Regions from separate parts of the Homo sapiens genome. Here all the other regions are linked to region 2. A link is a loop called in an ENCODE intact Hi-C map of the cell type or tissue named here. Cell type or tissue: heart right ventricle. All regions are shown on one strand.

The links. A loop is a pair of places that touch in the nucleus more often than their neighbours do. Peaks named below come from ENCODE experiments on the same cell type or tissue, not always from the same donor. Only the 100,000 strongest peaks of a DNase experiment are listed, where the experiment ranks them.
Region 1: a loop joins it to region 2, with 2.5 times the contacts of the local background. A loop is called at or near these places in 26 of 110 quality-filtered maps.
Region 3: it touches region 2 in a loop (2.1-fold over the local background); 21 of 110 quality-filtered maps call a loop at or near these places.

What each region holds. Positions count from the first base shown.
Region 1 is chr3:81,753,753-81,756,252 of GRCh38, reverse strand. The region is part of intron 1 of GBE1 (1,4-alpha-glucan branching enzyme 1); the gene reads left to right. LOC124909490 (a long non-coding RNA gene) reads left to right here and starts at 2,429. Exons shown (of 2, transcript XR_007096259.1): 1 at 2,429-2,500. In heart right ventricle, no CTCF peak of the experiment used is centred here; no DNase peak of the experiment used is centred here; H3K27ac peaks cover 131 bases.
Region 2 is chr3:81,665,653-81,668,152 of GRCh38, reverse strand. The region is part of intron 3 of GBE1 (1,4-alpha-glucan branching enzyme 1); the gene reads left to right. Among named protein-coding and RNA genes, the nearest start is that of GBE1, 95 kb to the left of the region's middle. In heart right ventricle, a CTCF peak has its summit at 1,452; no DNase peak of the experiment used is centred here.
Region 3 is chr3:81,924,011-81,926,510 of GRCh38, reverse strand. All of the region lies in intron 1 of LOC105377179 (a long non-coding RNA gene), which reads right to left. Among named protein-coding and RNA genes, the nearest start is that of LINC02008, 61 kb to the left of the region's middle. In heart right ventricle, no CTCF peak of the experiment used is centred here; no DNase peak of the experiment used is centred here.

The sequences.
Region 1 (2,500 bases), 88 kb before region 2:
ATTAAAGAGCTAAAGATGACCAGAATAAATCAAGAAAATAGCTTCTTAATTAGATACTTTCATACTCATCAGAGACTAAAAGTTTGATCTCTGAAGGAATAGTCAGTTTGAGAGAATCTGATGTCAAGTTGTAGCTGTGTGTCCAAGAATGGGAGAAGGGGTTTTATGATAAATATTATATGTTAAGTATTACAATTACAGTGAAGAGCTCTACTTGGTTAGAAATAAAATAATTTTCACATTGGTATCTATTAAAATTAGAAAGTAATTTGGATTTGGTACGTTAGCAACCACTCCAAGAAATTAAAAAAAAATTGTATTGAGGTAAAATGTACATATATAATTCACCATTTTTACCATTTTTAACCACAGTTCAGTGGTAATAAATAAATTTATATATATTTTCCTCCTTTATCTTCCTTCCCCACTGTCCTTCCCAGCCTCTGGTAACCTCCAATCTACTTTCTGTCTTCCTGAGAAACACTTTTTTAGCTTCTGCATATGAGTGAGAGCATGTGATATTTGCCTTTCTGTACTTGGCTTATCTCACTTAACATAATGGTCTCCAGTTCCATCCATGTTGCTGCAATGATAGGATTTCATTAATTTTTATGGTTGAATAATATTCCATTGTGTATATATACTGTAGTTTCTTTATCCATTCATCCGTTGATAAGCACTTAGGTTAATTCCATATTTTAGCTATTGTGAATAGGGCTGCAATAAACATGGGAGTGCAGATATCTTTTCAACATACTGATTTTATTTCTTTTGGATATATACCCAGTAGTAGCATTGGTGGATTATATCATAGTCATATATTAACTTATTTGAGGAACTTCTATACTGTTTTTTTTTCCAAGTGGCTATGGTAATTTACATTCCCACCAACAGTGTATGAGTGTTCCCTTTCTGCACATCCTAACCAGCATCTGTTACTGCCCATGTTTTTGATACAAGCTATTTTAACTGTAGTGAGATGATATTGCATTGTGGTTTTGATTTGCATTTCTGTGATGATTAGTGATATTGAGCATTTTTTTCATACACCTGTCGGCCATTTATATGTTTTCTTTTGAGAAATGTCTGTTCAGATCTTTCGCCCATTTTAAAGTCAGATTTTTTTGCTATCTGATTATTTGAGTTCTTTGTACATTATGGTTATTAATCTCTTATCTGATAGTTTGCAGATATTTTCTCCTATTCTATGGGTTGTCTGTTTACTTTGTTGATTGTTTCCTTTGCTGTGCAGAAGCTTTTTAGCTTGATTTATACTCTGATGTCTATTTTTGCTTTGATAGCCTATGTTAAGGTCTTACACAAGAAATCTTTATGTGAGAGACCAGTGCCCTGGAGCATTTTCCCAGTGTTTTCTGCTACAATTTTCATAGTTTCAGGTCTTAGACTAAAGTTTTTAATCCATTTGATTTGATTTTTGTGTATGATGAGATATTAGGGGTCTAGTTTCATTCTTCATCATATAGTTATCCAGTTTTCCCAGCACCATTTATTGAATAGACTGTCCTTTCCCCATTTTAAGTTCTTGGCACCTTTGTTGAAGATGAGTTGGTGGCAAATGTGTGTATTTAGATCTGAGTTCTCCATTCTGTTCCATTAGTCTATGTGTCTGTTTTTATGCCAGTACCATGCTGTTTTGGTTTCTATAGCTTTGTAATACATTTTAAAGCCAGGTAGTATGATGCCTCCAGCTTTTTTCTTTCTTCCTTTTTTTTTTTTTGCTAAGATTTATTTGGCTATTTGGGGTCTTTTGTGGTTTCATTTAAACTTTAGGATTTATTTTTATATTTCTGTGAAGAATATGATAATCAGCGTTTTGATAGGGATTGCATTGAGTCTGTAATTGCTTGGCTAGTATTGTCATTTTAACAATATTAATCCTTCTAATCCGTAAACATGGAATACCTTCCCATTTTTTGGTGTCCTCTTGTATTTCTTTCATCAGAGTTTTATTGTTTTCCTTGTATAGATCTTTCACTTCTTTGGTTATATTGATTCCTAGGTATTTTGTATTCGTTGTAGGTATTGTAAATGGGATTGCTTTCTGGATTTATCTTTCAGATGGTTCTCTGTTGGCATATATAAATCATACAGATTTTTATATTTCGATTTTGTATTCTGCAACTTCACTGAATTTGTTTACCACTTCTAACAGCTTTTGGGTGGAGTCTTTATGTTTTTGTAGGTATATAATCATGTTGTCTGCAAACAAGGCTAATTTGGCTTCTTCCTTTACAGTTTTGATGCCCTTTAGCTGTATCTCTTGCCTAATTGCTCTGGCCAACCACACCAAAAATTGGTTCCCACAGCGCAGAAGTTTTATATCACAGTGGAATGGGGTACTTTTTTCTCAGTGCCTGGCCAAGTTGTGGGCTCTGAAGGAAGTCAGATGTCAGTGACTGTAGAAGGCAGTGAAGAATCTGAAGATGACAAGATGTACATGACCTGCTCTTCTGCACTACTAGATTCATTTGCCCTTTGC
Region 2 (2,500 bases):
ATGAGTGAGAACATGCAGTGTGTGGTTTTCTGTTCCTGTGTTAGTTTGCTGAGAATGATGGCTTCCAGCTTCATCTATGTCCCTGCAAAGGATATGATCTCATTTCTTTTTATGGCTGCATAGTATTCCGTGGTGTGTATGTACCACATTTTCTTTATCCAGTTTATCATTGATGGGCATTAGGGTTGGTTCCATGTCTTTGCCATTGTAAATAGTGTTGCAATAAACATATATGACCATGTGTCTTTAGAGTAGAATGATTTCCCTGATGAACATCAATGCAAAAGTCCTCAATAAAATACGGGCAAACCGAATCCAGCAGCACATCAGAAAAGCTTATCCATCAAGATCAAGTTAGTTTCATCCCCGGGATGCAAGGCTGGTTCAACATATGCAAATCAACTAATGTAATCCATCACATAAACAGAACCAAGGACAAAAACCACATGATGATCTCAGTAGATGCAGAAAAGACTTTTGATAAAATTCAACATCCCTTCATGTTAAAAACTCTCAATAAAATAAGCATTGATAAACCATACCTAGAAATAATAAGAGCTATTTATGACAAACCCACAACTAATATCATATTGAATGGGCAAAAGCTAGAAGCATTCCCTTTGAAAACTGATACAAGACAAGGATTCCCTCTCTTACCACTCCTATTCAACATAGTATTAGAACTTCTGGCCAGGGCAATCAGGCAAGAGAAAGAAATAAAGGGTATTCAAAAAGGAAGAGAGGAAGTCAAATTGTCTCTGTTTGCAGATGACATGTTTCTATATTTACAAAACCCCATCATCTCAGCCCCAAAACTCCTTTAGCTGATAAGCAACTTCAGTGGAGTCTCAGGATACAAAATCAATGTGCGAAAATCACAAGCATTCCTTTACACCAGCAATAGACAAGCAGAGAGCCAAATCATGAATGAACTCCCATTCACAATTGCTACAAAGAGAATAAAATACCTAGAAATACAGTTAACAAGGGATGTGAAGGACCTCTTCAACGAGAGCAACAAACCACTGCTCAAGGAAATAAGAGAATTTTAATAATCATTGTAAGAAATGAGTAGCATTCTGTCTCTAGTTCAGAATAATATTAAATTTTAATTTTCAAATAACAATCAGAAGGTACAAATTTTAGTAGCTGACATCTGTCATCTCTAAACCTATTTTTCAAAATCTAAATACTATAAGTCTTTTGTCACATTTTTATTCTACAATTGAGCTCTCTAAAGGAGCTGGAACAGCTTTCATTTTATTATTGTAGATCATGATATTTTTCATAGATTTAACTGTGCTTTTTAGGCAATTAAAATCATAAGGCTAAAATAAACACATAATTTAGAGTTTTTCCTTAAAATTATTTTCTAGATAAGTTCTGTATTTGAGTAGATCATTTATGTGTCACATTGATATGTTTGTGGCAGTGAAGTTATATCTCCCTCTTTTGGAAAGCCAAGGCATGGCATTTTGGTTGAGTTTAAATTGTTCTTTTCATATTTTCAGTTTACATAGTTTCCTGAACTTACAGATTGAAAAATAATATTTTTCTCTGGAATAGATTTTCCTTTGAAATTTTTTACATTAATAAAAAGTTAAACTTTCATACATATATGCACATGTATATTTCTTTGGATGTGTGGAAAACAACAGGACATTTGACATGTGTTTCAACCCAGGAAAACTTTTTATTTTGATATTTGAAATGCCTTTATTTTTAGTTGAAGAGAGTCAGTTTTACTTTTTCTGTAATTATGCAACATGATTCATAATGTCTGTTTAAAAAATAGGACTTAATTTAAAAAATATGGAAAGAAAAGTAGCCCTTCTTATAATCATTAATGGCCTGGCCCTCCAGGCTACCATCCACTCTTGACAGATTTTATGGGTATTCTTGCTCATCAGTTTTTAGGCATTTGTAAACTGTCCTTGCCCTTGTCCTCTGCCTCCCTGTATTTATATGCTTTTTATTATCATAAAAATATGATTATACTGTGCCTATTAGTCTTCAGTTTGCTGCACCCCTCCTAATATATCATGCAAATCTCAAAAGGTACATTATTATGTTAGTTACTTGAAGAATCAAGTCCATACCCATTACTAATAAGAGTGATGTCTACAAGGTATAAATTAGCATTTATTCTGGCTAAGCATTCGACTATAAAAAGAAATAAAATGTATTAATATACTCATTCTAGATCACTCAAGTCTGTTTCTTATAATAGCTAACATAATTTTATAACAATTGTATGCTTTCTTGAGGTATTAAAATCAGGGCTGCACCTTCATTACCACTGCTTAGAAGAACAAAATGTTCATTTTCTACCCTCCCTGCTTCCTGCATTTGGGTCATAGAAGTGCTCTGAATTTACCCTGTAAATTGTTCAACAATGTTGAGTGTTTTGCGGGATGTGGTTTTTGTTTTTTCTGTGTACTCCTTTGTAACTTTGCCTACAGATTATAAAGAAGTGCTTGAGATTTAAAATTTAAAATTA
Region 3 (2,500 bases), 260 kb before region 2:
ATAGGCTATTGCGTTCTTGAAACCCCTTGTGCCAAATGTTGACTGCATTTTACTTTCTCCAGGATCACTAACATCACATAGCACTTGTCAATCAAGTCATTTAGCTCCCACTTAAAAGTGAGAACATGTGGTATTTGGTTTTCTATTTCTGCATTAGTTTGCTAAGGATAATGGCCTCCAGCTCCAACTATGTTCCCACAAAAGCTATGATCTCACTGTTTTTTATGGCTGCATAGTATTCCATGAAGCTCCCTTATTTTATAATTGTTAAAACCAACACACAGGAAATTAGTAAGAACCAGGACTGGAAACACAACCACTGTTTTCTGTTCTAGTAATCTTTCCATTCACTATCCCTGTCTCTAATAACCTAGCAGTCAACTTCTTAGGAGAAAATTCATTGGCAGCCAATATGAGCAAAAACTAGACACAAAATAAAGAATCTGGGAAAAGAGAAATGCCTAAGGATGCAGGTACCTGAACATGGACAAGGGCAAGGGAAATTAGACACATTTAACTCTATTCAATTAATCACTTTTGGACATTTCAGGACCTGCTTATCCAAAATTGTGCCTCACAACTTTGTCAACTAATGGCTACTGCTAGAAAGTATTTTTTCTTTAAATCTGACTCTGACTTCAAGCAATGTAAATCTATTTTCCTGATAATATGGAGAATAATTATTTACTATCCTCCTTAATTTATCCTTTCAAATATATTATTAAATTCTTATAAATTATGTTCTTATTATTCTTATTCCTGATGGTATTATGATAATTTGTTTATCCTTGCCTTAGAAGATACAGAGTTTTTTTGCTTTCTCTATTTCCTCCATGATTTTCCAACTTGTTTCATCAAGTGGAGAGACCAGGCTAGAAGATGTTGTAATATGATCTCATATATACTGAGAAGAGCTGGTTTACCTCCTTATTTGTCTTTGTCTTACTAAGAGTCATGCAACATGCTAGAAAATGTTTGTTCTAGTGTGTTATTCATTTATCATCAATTTTTGTCCAGTGGGTCTTTTTTTTTCCTTTGGTCATATTTATGCATTGGTCATAACACTTTGTTTTGTGTCACTTTTATTGTCCTTCATCTTTTGGTTTATCCCTTAATTTTGCCTTTATAATTTTAATTCCTACATATGTTACAGTGAAAACAAGTTTTTGACACTAAATCTGAGTCCTATGCCCACCACCACCAGCCCCACGAACCTTCACACCTTCTGGACACAGACTGGGCTAGAACGGAATTTTTTGTACTTCTGTCTTTTTTTGTTTTTTTGTTTTTTTTTTTTTCAGACGGGGTCTGTCTCTATCACCCAGACTGGAGTGCAGTACATGATCTCGGCTCACTGCAACCTCTGCCTCCTGGGTTCAAGCGATTATCCTGCCTCAGCCTCCTGAGTAGCTGGGATTACAGTAACCCACCACCATGCCCAGCTAATGTTTTGTATTTTTAGTAGAGACGGGGTTTCACCATACTGGCCAGGCTGGTCTCGAACTCCTGACTTCAGGTAATCCACCCGCCTCAGCCTCCCAAAGTGCTGGGATTACAGGCATGAGCCACTGTGCCCCGCCTGTACTTCTCTCTTTAATAGGAAAATAAAGACAGGGGAGGAGGAGTAGATGCATTGAAAAATGAAATCTTCCACATATTCATAATAAAAATCCTCAAGTGGTCAAGATAATATTAGAGTTTATGTGGAATTGCTTAATCATCTTTGGAACCAGGCTGAGAGAGCTACAGTTCATGGTTTCCTCTCTATTTCTATTCCTACCTTAGATGATCTCAAGACACATGACATAATCATGATCTTTCCTCTGATATCTCCCAAATTTCTACCTCCATCCTTTTCATCTCCCCCTATTTCCCAACTATACACTTAATTGTCTACTTATCATATCTGTTTAGGTGTCTCATAGGAATCAAAACTAATCTTAATTTTCCACTTGGCTTTGTAAATCTGTGGATTTCCTCATCTCTCTGAGTTTTTATTTTCTTATCTACAAATTGGGGAGGGACTACCTACTTCAAAGAGTTGATATTGCTATGAAATGAGGTCACAATTGTAAAACATCAAGTACTGTGTAGGCATTGGTATGTACTCAGTGACTCTCAATTTCTTTTCTTCCTTCTTATTCTCTCCCATAGCTTTCATTCACTGCCAGATCATTCTGTTTCCCTATCCCTATCTTATGGAGCTGTCTTATTTCCTGGTTCCCTCTTCCCTCATCCCTCACTGACAACCATGTCAGTGCCCCAATAATAGTAATACCACCTGTCCTCCCACTTCCTCACCCATGAAAACCCACCAGCAGCTGTGTGCAAACCAAACAAAAAAAGTAGATAGATAGCAATTGTTTTTTAAAGCATTTTTGGGTTATGTTTATCATTGCTTTTGTATTCTTTTGACTAAAAATACATTTTGCTGTATCTATACCACTGATTGTTATAACTATACTTGAAATTTCAGCACTTTCCAGTTATAGCTGAACAA